Regions from separate parts of the Mus musculus genome. Here region 2 is linked to region 1. A link is a loop called in an ENCODE intact Hi-C map of the cell type or tissue named here. Cell type or tissue: heart. All regions are shown on one strand. Each heading gives the region's core, and the rest is flanking DNA. Links, peaks and the distances in the headings are about the cores only.

Region 1 (10,225 bases), core at 903-8,902:
GCTCTGGAATTATATATTAGCTGCCACTTATAACTCAAACTCTGGTTCTTATGCTTGTGTGCCCAGCACTTTACCTGCTGAGCATTCTCTCTCTCTCTTTCTCTCTCTCTCTCTCTCTCTCTCTCTCTCTCTCTCTCTCTCTCTCTCTCTCCCTCCCTCCGTCCCTCTCTCCCTCTCTCCCTCTCTCTGTAAAACATTAGTGGCCGGGAAGTGTACTTGGTAGAGTGCTTGCCACATAAGCGCCCGCATCTGAACTTAATACCCGTCAGTCATGTAAAAGCCAGGCAAGGTGGCATCCTCATGTAACCCTAGAGTTGGGAAAGCAGTAACCACCAGTCCCTGGTCCCTGGGGCCTGCTGGCCAACCAGTCTAACAATCTAGTCTAATCTCAGTTAACTCCAGGCCCAGTGAGACATCCCAGCTCAAACACAAGGTGAGTGTCTCTGGCTATACACACACACACACACACACACACACACACACACACACACACACATACACACATACACACACACACAAATACACAGGCAGGCCAAGAGGGAGACAGGCAGGCAGGCAGAGAGACAGAGAAAGAAGACAGAAAGTGTTAGATTGAATTGCTGCTTGGTATGTCTTGCTCTGTGATGTCTTTTCTCCCTCCCTCCCTCCTTCCCTCCCTCCCTCCCTCCCTCCCTCCTTCCCTCCCTCCCTCCCTTCCTTCCTTCTTTCCTGACTCCCTTCTTTTAAACAATCTTTCCTATATCCCAGGCTGGCCTGGAACTCACTATGTAGCCAAGGATAACCTTGAACTCTACTGTCTGGAATTACAGGCATGGACTTCCTTACCTGACACCGGCTTGCTCTCTGCTTATCTTTTGTAGTGTAAACCTTGTAGTAGAATTCATCAGTCAGTGCCTTTGATCTCTTAAGTTGTTTTTTTGTTTGTTTTTTTTTTTTTATTTCAAAGTCGCAAAGCTCTTTTCTGTTTTCTAGTAAAATGCTTAAAGCTTGCCTTTTCTGATATAAGTCTTTAATCTTTTTGTTTCTTTTTTATTTTATTTTTTGTTTGTTTGTTTGTTTGTTTCAAGGCAGGGTCTCTCTCTATAGTTCTGCCCATCCTGGAACTCACTCTGCAGACCAGGATGGCTTCAAACTCACTACCCGCCTCTGCTTCCCTGAGTGCTGGGCCTAAAGCCATGTGCTACTATGCCCTGCTTTGATTTAGGTTTTTAATCTACCTGAATTTCTATTTTACATGGGATAGAAAAAGGAAATCACATTCTGTTGTAGTTGTTGCTTTTTGAGATGTAATCTTATATAGCTTATGTTGTCCTCAAACACAAGGCTGATCTTGAACTCCTGATTTTCCTCAGCCTCCAGAGTGAGTCTGCTCTGTCTCATCCTATCAATTATCCCAGCATCCCTCATTATCATTTATGGGCTAACACTGGCCCACTGACTCCTCATGTTGCTGCTGTCATATGTTATACTCCTACACCCATGTACGTATCCGGTTCTTCTGTTCCAGTTCCAGGTGTGTGTATGCTCGTGAAAACACAACAGAGCTCTAGTCTGTGTGCTGCTATGGAGACGCTAACTAGAGGCAAAGGGCGTTTGTCTCTCACATTCTTTGTACTGTAATTTCAGGGGTAGTCTCATCAGACCATGTTGAATTCACTCTCACAGTAACGTGTGATTTTAGAGAGGTTCTTTTACATAAAATCTGTTAGCAGAGAAACTTAATGACTGTGCTGGGTGACTTCATTTGTCAGAGGATCAAAAGCCTAGGTACGCATAGCAGGCTATGTGGCCTCGTGGTATAGAGCCGTCTTATCTGCCTCTGTTGATGGGTCTGGTTTTGCTACCCTGCTACCTCCACGAAGATTCTTTTTTAGATTGAGATCCATCGAGTGTCCAAACCATCTAGGGGTTAATAAACTCACAGCACTAAGCCTGGGTTTAAGTGGGTGTCTCCCATGACTCGATGGAGCTCTGCTTATTATGCTACCACACTTTCAGGTTCGTCTTGGCCTTCAGGATGCCGCGGCATGAGAGAGCCCCATGCTCAGAGGTAGCCTATTTCCCGGACTCTAGTTTTTTGATATTCTTCCTCATTTTCTGCATTCTGCTTCTTCAAGCAGAAATAGTCTGTTTTTGTTTGTTTAATTGGTTGTTTGGTTTTGTGGAATAGGGTGTCACCGTGTACCCCTGGCTAGCTTACTCCGTATGTAGCACAGGCTGGCTCCCAACTTGTGGCGATCCTCCTGACTCTGTCTCCTGAGTGCTGAGAATTTGGCATGCCCATCATTCCTGGCCCAAGCAGGCTTTTCTTCATAGCTTATTTGCTTAAAAAACTTTATGATGGGACTAGAGAGATGGCTCAGCAGTTAAAAACACTGACTGCTCTTCCAGAGGTTCTGAGTTCAATTCCCAGAAACCACATGGTGGCTCACAACCATCTGTAATGGGATCCGATGACCTCTTCTGGTATGTCCGAAGACAGCTACAGTGTACTCATATACACAAAATAGATAATTCTTTTGAAAAACTTTATGATGTATGAAGATATTAAAATTGTATATATTAATGAGGATGGCATACTGTTTGGACACATAAACACTGAATAATGTTTAAGTTGGGTTTAGCATATTTATATCCTTTAAACATTTTAGAAAGATTTATCTTTTCAATAAAAAACTTGTGTGTGTGTGTGTGTGTGTGTGTGTGTGTGTGTGAGTCTATCTATGTGTTGGCATGTGCACAGGAGTGCAGGTGTCCTTGGAGATGTCAGAGCCCCCTGGAGCTGGAGTTACAGGTGGTTGTGCTTTGCCCAAATGTGGGTACTGGGAGCTCTGGTCCTTTTCATAGCAAGAAGTACACTTCCCTGCAGACCCATCTCTCTAGCGCCTCCTTCTTTATAGCGAGACGGTTGAAGACCTTTCTCCTGGCTTTCTGAAACGTAAGTGTGTCCATGTCAGCAGCTCTTGCTCCTGTGCAAATCCATCAGCGCTTCTCTACCCCTGATGATTCAGCTCCTCTTCCTCTTTCCTTCCTCCTCCTCCTCTTCTTCCTCCTCCTCCATTTCAAGAACGGAAGTCAGGGCTTCCCACATGCTAAACAAGCGCACCCCACTTAGCCACACTTCCATGCCAACTTCTTGCTTTAGGTATTTTATTGATGTCTGTTAAACTTTATTGTTATGGTACAGTGGGGGTGTAAGGTGTGTCTGTGTCAGAAGATGACTGTGTTCATCAGGCACTCTCCATCCACCTGGACACGGGCTCTGGACACCGCACTGGGATCCTCAGCTCATCGGAAGCACTTTACCCACTAAGCCATCTAGGTTTGTTTAAGACAGGGTTTCTCTATGTAGCCCAGGCTGACCTTCCACTCAAATCGTTGCTCCTAATATTTTAAGCAATTCTATTCTGTGTGTGTTTCAGAATAAATGACATCAACTCCTTTTGTGGGAAGGTGGAGTGTACATTCTAAAGAAAATGAGAGCTGGGCTTAGTGGTACGGATCTTTAATCCCAGCAGTCAGGAAGCAGAGGTAGACAGATCTCTCTGTAGGTTTCAAGACAGCCTTGTCTGCTTGGTGAGTTTCAGGAGAGCCTGAGCTACCAAGACCCTCTGTCTTGAACAAACAAGAACAAACAAGTAAATAAACACAATGAGAAGTGTCCAATGAATGTGGAATAGTGGGAGTCTGGAACTTCAGTGGCATGGTGATTGCCCAGAGTCGTTAGTGTAGAAAGTTAATTCTCACGTTTTAGTGTGTAGGCCTTTCTCTACCCAGTAATTCTGTATTAAAGTCAGGGTTGAGAGAAAAAAAAAAATCTTACTTTCAATTTCTGCTAATAAATCCAAACCACATCCTCTAACCTTAAAATGCAGTGTGATTGGCAGGTTGTCATTGTGATATTTTACTAAGCACTGAATTGAGCTGCTTATGAACGTCTGTGGGGCTTTTCATTTGAGCTGAACCTAAATCTGATTTTTAAAAAACATGGCTCATAGAGCTTTTGTGTTCTTATGAGCCCTGGTAACCCCCTCTAGGGGCATCTCTCTCAGGCCGCTCAGTCCATTCACTGGGCGCGATACAAAGCGTTTTGTTCCTGTGCTCACACCAGCACGCCATCTCCCAAGGAGACGCTGAATGCCCACTAAGTCATGCTTTCCCATTACTCATTCCTCCTTTTCTCCCAAGGTGGCGTGTGGGAGGTGTTGTGCTGGGGTTCGACAAGAATAGGCTAGGAAGCTTTCTGCTGGATACACTCATGCCTGAGCGTGGTTCCGTTCCCACCGCGCCGGGCTCGGTGGCTTCACCGTTTGAGCTGTTTTTCTAAACGGACAATGACTCCACACTCGGCCGCTCCCACATAATCCCAGCTCTCCGGATGGCATCTGGACCGTCCAGTCCCGCCCGGTCACTGAGCCACTTTTTGTCCCCTTACGAAGCGGGTCATTCGGCTACACAGGCGCGGCTGCTACCCACTAACACCTTTCCGGGGGTCACCCGGGAGGGAACTCTGGACACCGGCTTCGCCCACCAGGCACGCCCGCACCCGCACCCGCATCGGCTCCCGTACCACCAGGGGGCGCTCGAGTGTCTCCGTCGCTCCGCCGGCACCTCCCGCCCCCTCTTCCAGCCACGCTTTACTATTGGTCATCTGTCTCAAGGTCTTCATCGCGATTGGTCACCTTCCGCGTCGGTCTCGGTTGCTGGGCGGGCCGAGGTGACGCTCGGCGCTCTAGCTCGGGGCGGTGTCCCGCGCCGGCGGCTTCGGGCGGAGTTTGGCGAGCAGCGTCGCGGTGTAGTCAGACGGCAGTGGTCCCGGGAGGCGACAGCTCGGATCCGGGCTTCTCTCTGTTCCTCCGCCGCATCCACAGCCGCGCCCCGGCCTCCCGCCAATCCTCGATGCAGAGCTGGGCGGCCGCGTGATGGGGCTGCGGAGCGGCGCCCTGCGGCTCGCGGCGGCCGCTGCCTGCGCTGAGGTGCGTCGGTGCCCGGCCTCCCGCGCCCCTGCGCGCCTCGGCGTCTTCTGACTCGGCCGGCTCGCCCGTCTGTCCGCAGCGCGGCTGAGGTGAGGAGGCTGAGGTGGGGCGGCCGAGGCGAGGTGGGCGGTGGTGCCGCGGCGCCGGTGTAGGGGGCCGCTCCCGCGGGAGGGACTCCCGGCCGGTGACGGGCCTGGAGGGGGCAAAGCGAGGAAGCGGCGCGGCCGGCCGGGGCTCTGGCTCCGCGGTGAGGAGCCTCGCCCTCCGTGGAGAGACCTGGCCGGCCGGCCGCGAGCGCCGGGCTTTGGTCCAGCGGCCTGCCGGTCCCCTGCAGTGCCCTGCACCAGCCCTCCGCTTCCCCTGGGCTGCCAGGCCCCGCTCTGTCCGCGGGCCAGCAGATCGGTCGCTGTCCCGCCGTATGTGCGCACATTGCAGCTCTGAGGAGCCAGCCGATCTCTCCCCCCTCATCTGCTCTCTCACCCCCTATTGTGGTTGGCATCAGGGTTCCAACCGGGAATGTGGCAATGCCCCTGAGCCCGATGAAGGTAGGAAAGGGCATCCGACAGAGCGGAGGGCGCAAGGGCTGGACGGAGGAAGCGATGCAGAGGGAGGGGGCTTGTTGGATGCTGGCCAGATGGGAGGAAGGCTGGTGTGGGCTCGACGTTCAGCCGACCAGGATCACTCTGGCAGCCATATTGGGAGGATGATCTGACAAATCCTTTAGGAGCCAAGTCCGGTTGCTGGTAGGCACCGAGTGACAGCCCTGGCAGCTTTCAGGGTGACTGGCCGCACCAGAAGCCAAGTTGTGGGGGTTGGGAGGCCACTCAGAGCAAGCTAGTCATTGTTCATGCAACGCAAACCCTCACCGACTGGAAATGCAAAATTGAGCTCCCAAATCACTTTTTCTCTTTGGTGAATTGCTATATGAGCCTTCAGGGTAAACTGGCTTGAAGATTCCATTCTTGTTGGGGTGAAATTCTGTGTTTCTGTCCTTATCATCGCAATCCACCGCTGCTTTGGCCCTCGAAGGCCTGTTGATGTTTAAGGCCACTTTACCATATTGGAGGCTCTTGGCGTATTGCATGGCGTGCATAGATTTGCATAGTATCTCTTCGTGCAGAGATTAGGGAAAGTGGAATAAACTGGTAGCAGAGAAGACTTGCAGCAGTATCTCGGAGGATGCAGGTTGTCATCTTTGTGGAATCTGGAGGTAGCCTAATTTAGATTGTCAACAGATCTCTTGCTTATGTAGCTCTCTCTGGTCCAAGCAGCTGTTCTGCCAACACTAAGCATGCTGCTTTGTGTCATGATGTGCCTGTCTCAACCCAGAGAAAAGTGGTGTTCAGCTTTGAATAACTGTTTAAAAGTGATATTATAGTGGATATTGGACTTAAAGGTTGGCATTTTGTGGATTCGGCTTAGTCATAACCAAATTTTAGCTTGCGTTCTCATTTGAGAAGCGTGGTAGTTGATATTGATTATGAAGTAATTGAAGTTGTTAATGTTCTATTTGAGGAGAGACTTTGAAGATTACTCATCTTGATGTTTTAAAGTAGATTTAGAAATGATCAATAACTGGCTTCAGAGAGAGCCTGTAAATGTGTTTTCCTAGACTTTGATCCTGCACAGGATCTGGAGAGATGGTGTGACTCCTGCCTTCTTTATGCCCTTTAATTTAAACTTCATTTATTATATATATTTGTTTTTGGGAGGGAGTTGGAGCGCTAGCTCGGGTCTTAGACATGTTAGACAAGCTGTCTACTAATGAGCTAGACTCCCACGATCCATGCTCCCTTTTTTAAATGCGTAAGTTCTTTTTTCCCCCTATTTTAATTATCTGTCTACTTAAGAATAACTACAAAAACAAATTCCAATGTTTTTCTATTTCTAAGAAAAATCAGCACACTATTTTTTTTTTTTTTATAATTTTTACCGTTAGGCAATCTCAGTGAACTTTCAACAGACACTAATTTTGTTTTTTTTTTTAATTTGTTTATTTTATGTGTATGAGTGTTTTGCTTGCATGTATATGTATATGCACTGTGTGCTTGTGTGGTGCCCTCCAAGGAGAGATGAGGGTTGGATCCTCTGGACTTGGAGTGACAGGTGATTGTGAGCCACTCTGTGGGTGCTGGGAGCTGAACCAGGGTCCCCCTCAGGAGCAAACAGTGCTCTTAACTGCTAAGCTGTTTCTCAAGACTAAAGTTAGTGGTGTTGGCAGTACATTAATTAATATTAAAAAAATACAGAATGTTTGTTTATGATTCCATATCAAAATAAGGAGTAGCTTTAAGTACATGTAAAGAACTGAGATTAAATATAATTTAAGCTTTTGAAAAAAATTAGTCCTGCTGGGCAGTGGTGGCACACGCCTTTAATCCTAACACTTGGGAGGCAGCGGCAGGCAGATTTCTGAATTTGAGGCCAGCCTGGTCAACAGAGTGAGTTCCAGGATAGCCAGGGCTATACAGAGAAACCCTGTCTCAAACAACAACAACAACAACAACAAATTAGTCCTGATTATAAATCTGAAATGGAGGAAAGATTTCTTGACTCTGCATAGGTCTTTGCTGTTGAATATATTTCTAGAATTTATCCGATTAAATACAGATTTCTTGAGTTTGCATAGGTCTTCACTATTGAATATTTTTCTAGAATTTATCCAATTAAGTACAGTTTCTAAGGCATAGGTCAGACTTTTCCATTTCAAAACCAGATATGAATGCACTTTCTTTTTTTCTACTAAATTAGTGCAGGGAATAAATTATTGCCCAAGAAAAGTCTGTCAACAGTTCCCAAGGCCAAAGCTTTCTAGCCTATTTTTTTTTCTGTTTTGGTCTTGTTCTGTGTACAAAATAAAGGTCAACAATGAACCCTTGCTGCCTTGTTTGTAAACCCCTTCCCAGGCTACTCACTGTAACAAGTCTTTCCCAAGAGTAAGCATATCCCTTCGGTCTTGTAAACTGATGTGATAGAATTCACAGTGCCCTGAAGTTAAAGGTGTATTGTTCCTGTTTCACAGTGTTCTCTTTGGAAGAGGCCTTGTGTGAACAGATAGTGGTAAACGTGTGAACTCCATAAGAGAGTGAATATGTATACTTCTAGAACCTTTATTTTGGTGCAGGGTAGAAGACATTAAACAGATGTGGCTGTGATAAGAAAGCTTGTAGAAGGGGTCTTGGACTGCCCAGAGGTTGTTTTGTTCTGTTTTGTTTTGTTTTTGTGAAGAGCTCAGTGATTGGTTTGTTCTCATAGTGGTTAGAGGTCAATCCAGCCCACAGAGAGACTCAGGTCTTCATCCCAAAATACTGTAAGGCCTACCATTTGTTCTTAGACTCCCTTCGCATTGCAGTTGCATATTCCCTTTACCTCTGATGCACTTAGTGCACTGCTGCTTGTGCTGTGGAAGCGTCTGTGATTTTCTCTTTCTCATGCTGTATAATATTAATGGTCTTATGATTGTTTATGGCTGCATACGAGGTGCAGGTTAAAAGACTAACATCTATGCGTGCGTTGGCAGCACATATACTAAAAGACGAAAACTATTTCTTAGATACAAAACCTTTTTTTGGTTGGCAGGGCTGAGGACTGGACTTGTTAGGCAAGTGCTCTACCCAATCCCCAGCCCCATAAAGCTTTTCCATTTTATTTTACAGTTTAAAATTTTCATGTTTACAACAGAGCTTGACATTGAGTTACATACTTCTGTCATTTTCTCCTTTGGTAACTTGGGCATCTTTTGGCTCAGTTTTCCCTCACATTCAAATTTTATTGTTATCTTTGTGTTGCTAGGCACTGGACCCTGGGCTTTGCATATGCTGAGCTAGGGAATGTGCTCTTGAGCGAGGGCTCTAGCCTCATACAGGTTTTTCACATCATCTCGGCAGATGTCAGTGACTATCTACGTAAACAGTAGCAGCGGCAATAACGAGGAGAAAAGCATTGTGCTCATATTAAGCAGTTTCTATATATCAGGAGGCTCTTCTGTAAGCACATTTATTAACCAAATTCATAGACAGCCATGCCAAGTACATACTGTTATAGCTCTTTCTCATGTGAAGAAACTGAAACCTGCTAAACTTCCCTACCATGACTAGAGCTGGGTTAGTGACCACTGTGCTGAACTTCTTTAAAAACTATCCTTCCCTTAAAATTCCTTCACTTCTCGAGCACTGGCTGGGTTCTTTTCTGGTTACTGTTGTGCCACATCTTCTAACATGTCATTGCCTTCAGATCTCGAATTTGCCTTCTGATCTTAAACCCTGGTAATTTAGAGTTCTCACTTCTGAAGTCTTCTTGCTTGTGCATTCCGTGTTGAGGCCCCAAGGCTCCTCGTCTCTTCGTTTCCCACACTGTGACGTCTGGGTTTGCTGCTCCAGCTCTTTTCTTACGATACCAACCGTTGCTGTTTTAAGTTCCTTACTCTTCTGAAGGCCACTAGACACATGCCAGCCTGAACCAGTCCTGAGATCCGTTTGGTTGTTGTTTTGAGACAGAGTCTCTATGTCGCTCTGGCTGTCCTGAAACTCACTATGTAGACCAGGCTGGCCTCAAACTCACAGAGAGCTGCCTCTGCTTTGCAAGTGCTGGGACTGAAGGTGTACACCACTACCAAACATTTAGTACCAGGATGAGTCAATGCCTTCCCCTTAGGCTGTCTTTAGAGTTTTGTTTTTTCAAACAGGGTCTATGCAGTCCACGCTTCCCCCCTCCTGCCTCAAGCTCCTGAGTGCTGGGCACTAATACCTGACCCACTTTAAAATTTAGCATTAAAAACTATGATTTATTTTTTCCTTTTGCTTTAATTTCTAAACTAAACTATTAGTCCAGGCAAGCTGTATTTTTAGTTATCCCTCTGTACACAAGATTTTTGTTTACTTATATTTCAATAGTCTCATTATATGTGGAGCTTATAGTACTTTGCTCAAATACTTTCCAAAGGCAGTAAGTATTACAAAGTATAAACAAAAATTTCTTGTAATGGCTTATTTTACTATTTATTTTAACTGGGATGTATGTTATACAATCCAAGTGCTAGTTCTTAAAATCAAAACCAAACAACACAGCAGATCTTTAAAATTTATACAAAACTCTGTATTTGATGAGCTGGATGGCTGTGTGTGTGTAGACAGGAACAGGACTCAGGAGACCGAAGCCAGCCCCACAAAAGCAGACAAAGGTTCAAGGACAGAGCAAGTTAAGTAAGAGACACTTGCAGAGCAGTGGTGTAAAATGTGCATACCACTTCC
Region 2 (10,225 bases), core at 1,094-9,093, 70 kb after region 1:
TCAGGCCGATCGTGCATTTGTTATACAGTAAACATCGATGGAACTTTTAGTGGCAGGTGAAGTCGCAAGGCCCAAGTAGTATTTCCAAGTCTGTAATCAGCAAGTTCAAATAGCATCAAATCTTCTTTAATTGAAATGGACTTAAAACTTGTGTTTGTATCATGATCAGAACAAGATATGGTGGTAAATTTGAACTGTAAAGAGTTAGTTTAATAGTAGGGTTTTGTTGTTGGTTTTTTTTTTTTTTGGTTTTTCGAGACAGGGTTTCTCTGTATGGCCCTGGCTGTCCTGGAACTCACTCTGTAGACCAGGCTGGCCTCGAACTCAGATATCTGCCTGCCTCTGCCTCCAAGTGCTGGGATTAAAGGCATGAGCCACCACGCCCAGCTCAATAGTAGTTTTTAAAAGGAAGAAAATTATGACCGTTTGATTTAATTTGAGTTTTTAAATTTATATAGATTTTTGTTTCGTTTTAGAATTTAAATATATCTTTGATATCTCAAGTCTAGCACTTAGGTAATGACTAGAATACTTGCCATTTTCTAGATTCAAAAATATTCACTTTATCCCTAAGCAATTATAAAAGAAAAATAGCCAAGAAATAAAATAACATTTATGTGGAAGAATGTAAGATAATTTGTATTGTAGGAAACTAAGTTTATATGGTTGAAAAAAGCAAAAACCCACTCAAGTCAGACAGACATGCCTTTTCTTCTACTGATGTTGTCTTGAGAACAGGAGAAGGCACAGTCGGTAAATTAGCTGCTGTACAAGCATAAAGACCTGGAGAAAGAACCAGGCATGGCAACTTCCTAGGCTGGAGAAGTGGTGGGAACAAGCTTATTGGCTGGCCTGCCTAGCTGACCTCCCGAGAACCTTGACCTTCATATAACAAAGCACACACAGAGGATTAGCCTTCCACTATTTTCTCTGTGGTGCTGGGATTGAGCCTAGGGCCTTGCCCATGCTAGGGCAAACCCTTTGTCGCTAAGCTATACTTAAAGCTCCCATTCTGCTTTTTTAAACAAAAAAGGACAACAGGGGACAAGTAGATGTCATAGTGAGTACAATATTTGCTGTGCAAGCCTGAGAACTTGGGTTTGGATTCCCCAGTGCCCTTGTGAAACCAGGCGAGGAGGCATGCATTCATCCAACCTGGGGGGAGGAGAGCCAGGTGGATTCTGGGGTCTGATAGCCAACCAGTTTAGTGCAAAAGGCAAGATCTAGGTTTACCAAGAGATCCTGTCTCAAAACACAAGGTTTAGAGAGAGAGAGGACCAACATAGACCTCTGGCCTACACACATGTATGTACATGTATATACCACAAAAGTATTCGAAAGTATAGAATCTATAAGCTTGCCTTGATCTGCTTTTCCTTGTTAAATTTTCAAGTAGTGTTTATACTTATAGTGTTCAGTACCTGTTTATTCGGAAGAAGTGCATATCAATAGCAAGTGTCTTTAAATTAAAAAGAATACTAATCATTATCGTTATTGCAGATACTATTTTTTAATTCCCTCCTAAGAGGACCATACGTACAGATGTACATTGAAAATAAGATATGTTATTTGTTTTTGATGTTTACTGGGTGGTGGTGGCACATGTCTTTAATTTCAGCAATCAGGAGGCAGAGGCAGGCAGATCTCTAAGCTTGGTCTACAGAGTGAGTTCACTGATAGTCAGAGCTACACCGAGAAACAGTTTTGATAATCGCAGGCAAGAATAATGTGCATTAAGAACAGTTGGTTAGGAGAGCTGGAGACATAGCATAGCTGCTAAGAGTAGCGGCTGCTCTTCCAGAGGAGCATTTCATCTCACAGTCATCTGTCACTCTAGGGGGATCCAACATCCTCTTTTGACCTCCTTGGGCACTAGGCATGCATATGGCACACTGACATATATGCAGGCAAAATACCCAAACCCATAAAATTAAAGTAAAAAAAATAATAAACTATAAAAATAAAAAGAACAGCTGGGATGGATTGATAGTTAAGAGCACTGGTTGCTCTTCCAGAAGACCTAGTTTCAATTCAAGTACCCATATGAAAGCTCAAAAATGTCTGTAACTCCAGTCCCAGGGGATCCAGTGTCCACTTCTGGCCTCTGCAGGCACTAGGCATGCACATGATGCACATAGGAACACGTAAGCAAAGCACAGACACATAGACACACACAGAGGGGGCTGGGGAGAAATAAGTAAAAATCCTTAAGAAAGAGAGAGAGAGAGAGAGAAAAAAAAAAAGAAGGAAAAAGGAAAAAAGAAGGAAAAGGAGAAGAACCTGAAACTGTTGTGAAGCCGTAACATTTTAAGCCTAGCTTTGATTTTTTTTTTTTTTCTTCTTGGTTTTTGAAAAGAAGCAATGCTGCAGCTCAGATAACTGGAAGACAGCCCAAGCGGAGCTGTTGTATATACACTTTATTTTTTGTTTTTATTGGCAGCATTTGCCACTTAAGAGTAGTAGTCCTTGGGCTGGAGAGATGGCTCAGCGGTTAAGAGCACTGACTGCTCTTCCAAAGGTCCTGAGTTCAAATCCCAGCAACCACATGGTGGCTCACAACCACCTTTAATGAGATCTGATGCCTGCTTCTGGTGCATCTAAAGACAGTTACAGTGTACTTAGATATAATAATAGATAAATCTTAAAAAAAGAGTAGTAGTCCCCAAGGAACTGGAAACCACCTGAGGTTTCTAAATAGAAAACATGATTGTTTCCTCTGTAGGCATTGTTTTGGTTGATTGTTGTTGTTGTTTGGGGACAATCTCATTCTAAGCCCAGATTGTCCTGGAACTTGTGGCAATCCTCCAGTCTCAGGCTCACCTGTGCTGAGGCTTTGGTGTAAGCCCCATGCCTAGCTTCTGAAATACTCTATTATACTAGAGTTGCCGAGTGCCTGCCTAGCGTGTACAAGGCCCAAGCACCCTCTCCCATGAATGCAGGTTTAAAATGTAGAAACTTTTAATTATATTTAATGACAGGCTTAATTTTTGTTCTAGTAATTTCTTAAAATTTTAGAAGGTGGTATTATTGGCTTCATTGTGTTAAAAAAAAAAGTAAAAAATAAGCTGTGATCTTTTTTTATTACTTTCTTGTACTCAGAGTAACAACCCTTAATATAAATCGCAAATCCAGCATCTGCTTCCAGTTTTGAATCCCATCCAATAGGAAAGCGAGTCTGCCTGATTAGAACCTTACATGGTCTGCAAAGAGGGGTTCTTACACTTTAACATCATCTGTTTGCTTCTTTCTCTACTTCCTATCTAACTTTTTTCCTAGGGTTGCTCATTTTAGTAAAGCTAAACAGAACTTGGCATCTGCAGCCTTACTAACCTCTTGTTAATCTGCCTGCTCGTCACATCTCTGTATGCATCCGTGCTCACTCTTGGGGAAGGAGGTTCTGGACAAAGCAACAGCAATAACCAAGGCAAATGTGGGAGAGGGGCTGCGAGGGCTGTTGGCGTGTGTGGGACTTGGGGCGGGGCGGCCTCACACTAAGTTCTTATGACCCGAATGAGAGGCTGTTCAGCCCTCCAAGAATGTGTTTCATTTATCCCAGAAAGTGGGAATCTGGATTAGCAATAGAAATAAATCTTTGTATTAATTAATCCACATATACATAGGTCTTAATAGATTTCCTCATCTAGATTTTGTTTTGTTTTTTGGGTTTTTTAAATTTCATTTTAGATTTTTGTTTTGTTTTAAATTTGTTTAAAGCATTTTGCTTGCTTTTTCATCAATTTGATTTTCCTTTTTACATTTTAATTTTGGTTATTTGGGGGCCATTTTTTTTATTTTGTTTTCCCAAAGGACGCGGATTCTGATAGCGGGGACGATTCTGACAAGCGATCCTGTGAAGAGAGCTGGAAACTGATAACTTCTCTGAGAGAAAAGCTGCCTCCCAGCAAGTTACAAACCATTGTTAAAAAGTGTGGCCTCCCCAGCAGTGGGAAGAAGCGAGAGCCAATCAAAATGTATCAGATCCCGCAAAGAAGGCGCCTGAGCAAAGATTCCAAGTGGGTCACCATCTCAGATCTTAAGATCCAGGCTGTCAAAGAGATTTGCTATGAGGTTGCCCTCAATGACTTTAGGCACAGTCGGCAGGAGATCGAAGCCTTGGCCATTGTTAAGATGAAAGAGCTTTGTGCCATGTATGGGAAGAAAGATCCCAATGAGCGAGACTCTTGGAGGGCTGTGGCCAGGGATGTCTGGGACACTGTTGGGGTAGGGGATGAGAAGATTGAAGATATGATGGTCACTGGGAAAGGTGGAACCGATGTAGATGACCTCAAGGTTCACATAGACAAGCTGGAAGATATTTTGCAAGAAGTCAAAAAGCAAAATAATATGAAAGACGAAGAGATCAAAGTCTTAAGAAATAAAATGCTCAAAATGGAGAAAGTCTTGCCATTGATTGGATCACAGGAACAGAAGAGTCAAGGAAGCCACAAGACAAAAGAGCCCCTAGTTGCTGGTGCTAACAGCGTCTCTGATAATGGTGTCAGTAAAGGAGAGAGTGGAGAACTTGGCAAAGAAGAGCGCGTTTCCCAGCTGATGAACGGGGATCCAGCTTTTAGACGTGGACGTCTACGTTGGATGAGGCAAGAACAAATTCGGTTTAAGAACCTGCAACAGCAAGAGATAACAAAGCAGCTTCGTCGGCAGAACGTACCCCACAGGTTCATCCCTCCTGAGAACCGGAAGCCCCGCTTTCCCTTTAAGAGCAATCCTAAACACAGAAACTCTTGGAGTCCTGGGACACATATTATTATAACAGAAGATGAGGTTATTGAGCTAAGAATTCCAAAAGATGAAGAAGGAAGAAAAGGAAATAAAGAAGAAAGCCAAGAAAAAGTGGGCAGAGCAGCTTCTAGAGATGTACAGTCAGCGTGGGGCACAAGAAGTCAGGATCATATCCAAGTTAGCAAACAGCACATCAGCAACCAACAGCCACCACCTCAGCTACGGTGGAGAAGCAATTCTCTCAATAACGGCCAACCGAAAACCACGCGCTGCCAGGCGACTGCCTCCTCGGAGTCCCTAAACTCCCACAGCGGTCACCCCACCGCTGATCTACAAACTTTCCAGGCCAAGCGTCACATTCACCAACACCGGCAGCCTTACTGTAATTATAACACTGGAGGTCAGGTAGAGGGTAGCACAGCCAGCTGCTGTCAAAAGCAGACTGACAAGCCCAGCCACTGTAACCAGTTCGTGACACCTCCGAGGATGAGGAGACAATTCTCAGCACCCAATCTCAAAGCAGGTCGAGAAACCACAGTCTAGGTAGATTACTGGACAAACTTGAAGTTGTAGCAATGGAACCAGGCAGTGTTATGTTAGCTCATGGATTGAGTTGGTGCCTACTATATGCATCATGAGTTTAGTGTTGTGTTCCTACAGATACTAACTGGTCTTTATTGTTAAAATGTAAAACACTGGTAAATGTTTCAGTGCCTCCCGTGTGATTGTGCATTATCAGTGGGCAGGTGCTAGAATTGGGTATAAAACATCAAGGCCCTGTATTTTTCTGATACTTTCCTCTATGGTGCCTAGATTATTAATGTACTTACACTGGCTTCTCTTGTTTTGGTGTAAGATTTTTTTTTTTAATAGTGCTTTGATATCCCAAAAGACCTGCCTCTTGTTTTATGGAAATGCTCAAAATAAGAATTTGATATATAGAAGAAATGCCTCTTATTCCCCAAGCACCTTAGAAGTTGACTGAAAACCAACGTGCAACGATGTGGATACAGCTTTAGGCTTCGCCTTGGTGTCTGTACTTTTCATTAAAAATTGTTGGCAGTTTTACAAGCATAAATCCAAGGTCTTCAGACATGTTTTTTCTGCACAGCCTTGCATCTTACATGTCATTATCTTAGTCTACATTTTTAAGGAACCGAGTCAGTAATTTTTACTATATCAGAACATATAGAAAATTTGTCATATCTCTAAAATCTTTAAATTGACACTTTCTCAGTTTCGATTTGGTTTGTATTTTGAAGTTTACTGACTATTTTACTCATAGCACGAACTATATTTGCTAAAATTATGCCAATAGAAATACCAACAACAATGTGTGCTCTGAGCAATGTGTGTAAGTTTCTAAGAAGATTATTCAGTGCAAGAAGGAAGAGATGGGGCATGGCAAGAAGGCAGCCGATAGACACCTCTTCACTGCCTTTTTCCAAAAGTGGAGATAATAAAACCGAACTTTGGTTGAGTCTGGAGCCATGTATATAATAAACTGTTCCTTGTTCGACAGTTGTAATGCACACAGATCCTCTAGCAAGGACAGCTAAGTCCTGCAAACAGTCACTCCTCTGTCAATACCTCACTTCACCATGCTGTGCTTGCAGTTTGCCTCGATGGAGAAGCCTCTTTGAATAAAAAAAGAAAGAAGAGGAAAAAAGGAAAAAGAAAAAAAATAGAAAGACAAGGTGGATTTTCATGGAAGAAAAGAATGGCTTTCTATAGACTTCTTCCTCTCTTGTACTTGTCAGAAGCTTTTCTAGAACTAGAGATGACCAGAATTGACAGTGCTGAAGATTCCTAGGTCACACCAGGTCGTGCACCAAACATCTGTGTTCCAGCGGTGTGAAAACTTGCAGCCAAGGTAGCATAGCACTCACGGAGGCCTTCAAGAGAGCATAGCACTCACGGAGGCCTTCAAGACTCTGATTATGTACTTTTTTTTCCTGCTTTGTGTGTGGATACTGTTTTATTAGACATATTAATTTTAATTGTAGTGGGCTTTTTCTCCTCTCTCTTTTAAGAAAATGCTGTCTTAACGCACAGAAAATTGCTTCCAACATGTTTTTTTTCCTTAAAAAATTGGGGGGAAGATCCGTCTCCTTTCCTAGCTAGAACAGTTCTAGTCTTCAGTGACAGTTTATATGGCAGATTCAACTTGGGCGAGTGAGGCCTGCTGTGTGTTGACTTCATCGAGACGACAATCTCTGTGCCATTTGGTCTGAATGTATTCTTGGTAGGCTCAAGTCAGTCACTTCAGTTTGTCTCTGTAACTCTTTCTTCTTCACACATAATTATACTACCTGGGTGTTTGTCAAAAATTCATTTTTTTGAAACTTAAAGTGTTAATTACTTAGGCTCTAACTTGACAGAAGATATTTCAGGTCCATAGAGGCTCACTTTGTTACAGATAAATGCTTTCCTTTCCTATTAAACACTGAAGTAAGCTCACTCCTCGATGCCAACATTACAGTGAAAAGTTTTGTACTGTTTTCCTGTACACATGTGGGTGGCATTTTGCCCCCAGAGATATTCCAAAGAATCACCTTTGTTCTTCTGCTAATCCAAGTGCCCTTGTATGACTGAAATACCAGACATTAAAGAAACCCTTGCTTTTCTAGGCAACCAGAAAAGAAAAGAATTCACTGCTAGCAGTATCTTTTCTTGCATTTGAGAGCACTTACCTTAGAAAACTGTGTGTACAAAATAGCTTGTTAGACTCACTGAACAAGTATAAACCACCATCATGCTTTTGTGGGGTCTTATTCCTTTATTAAGACGGCGTCTCCTCGATTTGCCCACACTGGCCTCGAACTTGGAATCCTTTTGCATCAGCTTCCACAGTTGCTGGAGTTAGAGGTGTGTGTTAGCAGGCTCAGCTTGTCTTTTTGTTTGTTTACTTTTTGGTTTTGTTTTAATATAGTGGTATCTCCCCCTCAGCTTAAACAAGACCAAAGAAAACTTGTCTTCATTAAAGCATTATTTTATTCTGAAAATATTCCTAGGTGTTATCATTGTGAAATGGAGAGAAGTGTTCATACGTGGGAACTGGCATTACCAGGCCTGTAGTAGAGTCCTACTTTATTGGATAAGGTTTTCCAGAGCAGACTGTTAATTCTATGGACAGTTACAAAATCTGGTTAATAAATTAAAACCAAAGGGCTTTTCCTCTACTCTTGCTTCTGATCCTTCTAGCATAGCACATTGTTTCTCCTTTCATAGGTAACACGACAAATAGGAATTGTTTATTACATTGAAGTGACTTGAACTGACCTTTGTGCTTTAGATGTAAGATACTAAAAACAAAACACTGGGTCTGTTACCGCGATGCCTGACTTTTTAAATGCTATCAGATTATAAGCAGTTGCGTGGGCTTCCCGTGGTCACTGCTGTAGCGGGTGCCTTCCTGGTCCTTTGTTGACTTGCCTTAATGATTTACACAGAAGCCTTCGAGCAGAGGAAGCTTCCTGGGGCCTACTGCAGTGTGATGAAGACGTTTTAGGTTCAGTGTAAAGCAAGCTTGTGTTCTGTACTGTTGGAGACAGATTCGTTACAAATGATTTTCATACCTGTCTGATTGATATCATTTTAAGCTCTGCTCTAGGTGTGGCCCACTTTAGGTTGTGAAATGTATCGTTTTTTCCTATTATTACTGTAAAGAGAAGTTGTGAATCTTCTTGTTGATGAACTCTGATTTTTCTCTCAATTTCTTAAAACCATGCTTGAAGATTGTCTGGGTGTGAGACTGCCTTCTCAGAAAGGGAGAGTTAGTTTGTAATATTAAAGAAATAAAATCTTCCTGAAATAAGCCTTGGCATGATCTTTAAGTGTGGTTTATCACTGGGGAGGAGGGGTAAGTGAAACAGGGGAATTCTGATTTCTCAGTCTCTTCCTGCTCTTTCATCTGAAGATAGTTGTGTGCCAAGTATCCTTTTCTTTGTATTTTTGTACGGATTTTCTTTTTTTTTATTAGATATTTTCTTTATTTACATTTCAAATGCTATCCTGAAAGTTCCCTAAACCCTGCCCCCGCCCTGCTCCCCTACCCACCCACTCACGCTTCTTGGCCCTGGCGTTCCCCTGTACTGGGGCATATAAAGTTTGCAATACCAAGGGGCCTCTCTTCCCAGTGATGGCCGACTAGGCCATCTTCTGCTACATATGCAGCTAGAGACACGAGCTCTGGGGGTACTGGTTAGTTCATGTTCTTGTTCCACCTATAGGGTTGCACACCCCTTCAGCTCCTTGGGTACTTTCTCTAGCTTCTCCTTTCTTTAGCGCCTCCATGGGGGGGGGGGGTGCTGTGTTCCATCCAGTAGTTGACTGTGAGCATCCACTTCTGTATTTGCCAGGCACTGGCATAGCCTCACACGAGACAACTGTAACAGGGTCCTTTTAGCAAAATCTTGCTGGCATATGCAATATAGTGTCTGGGTTTGGTGGCTGATTATGGGATGGATGGGGTGGGGTAGGGTAGTCTCTGGATGGTCCATCCTTTCGACTTAGCTCCAAACTTTGTATCTGTAACTTATTCCATGGGTATTTTGTTACCTATTCTAAGGAGGAATGAAGTATCCACACGTTGGTCTTTTTGTATGGATTTTCAAGCTTTTACATTTAATGTCCTTTTCTATTTTATGAAACCCAGGGCCCCAGGATGTAGCTAATGGGATAGTAGCACTTAACCTGCCACACAGGGCCTGAGCTTTGTCTCCAGAGGCACAGGATGATAAGACAGTGCATTCAGTTATACTTTGTGCTGTTTCTCTTAAATAACAATCTCTTAATATATGAATAAAAATATTTCATTTTATAATTAAACTTTTCAATTTTTCATTACATAGTCATGATTTGAAATTATTTTAACTGACATACCTTTTCTCTCTACTTTAGCCTCAGGTTTTCTCCACTCAGATGATTGTTAGTCTGCTAAAGATGAAACAGGACAAAACAGAATTTTTATTCTTATTTTTTTAATGACTCGGTGGTCTTATTAAAATTTTGGACTTAGCTAAGATGGCTCAACTGTTAAAAGCACTGACTGCTGCTCTTCCAGAGGACCTAGGTTTACTTCCCAGCCCCCACATGGCAGCTCACAACCATCTGTAATTCAGATTCCCATGGGTCCGACTCCCTCACACGGACAGACATGCAGGCCAAACACCAATGCACATAAAATAAAATAAAAATAAATTACTTAAAAAAAATTTAGACCTAGCATATTTTTTCAAGTTGGAAAATTATGCATTGCAAATGAGAAGACAACACATGAATCTCATATGCATGGATTTTTAATATACTGTGCTTTCTGAGAGAGGCAGAGCCTACGTTGTTCTGTACCGCATTTCACATCCTTTCCCTCTGGGTACTTTGTATTTCTCCACTCTGGGAGAAACTAGTGCAGGTTTCTAAGATCCCTAGTGTTCTCGGACACAGAGGTAGTTCCAGTGCGGTGTGATAAATGGCCTGCAGTGAT

What was found. Hi-C counts contacts between places; a loop is a spot of excess contacts. Peaks named below come from ENCODE experiments on the same cell type or tissue, not always from the same donor. Only the 100,000 strongest peaks of a DNase experiment are listed, where the experiment ranks them.
Region 2: it touches region 1 in a loop (2.7-fold over the local background); 2 of 42 quality-filtered maps call a loop at or near these places.

Annotation. Positions count from the first base shown.
Region 1 is chr4:149,302,269-149,312,493 of GRCm38, reverse strand. Kif1b (kinesin family member 1B) reads left to right here and starts at 4,761. Exons shown (of 49, transcript NM_001290995.1): 1 at 4,761-5,065. In heart, for the core only: CTCF peaks have their summits at 4,562 (motif pointing right) and 5,865; DNase peaks (open chromatin) are centred at 4,693 and 5,713; H3K4me3 peaks cover 3,001 bases; H3K27ac peaks cover 2,559 bases.
Region 2 is chr4:149,232,066-149,242,290 of GRCm38, reverse strand. The region is part of intron 22 of Kif1b (kinesin family member 1B); the gene reads left to right. Among named protein-coding and RNA genes, the nearest start is that of Pgd, 70 kb to the right of the region's middle. In heart, for the core only: no CTCF peak of the experiment used is centred there; DNase peaks (open chromatin) are centred at 5,080 and 8,190.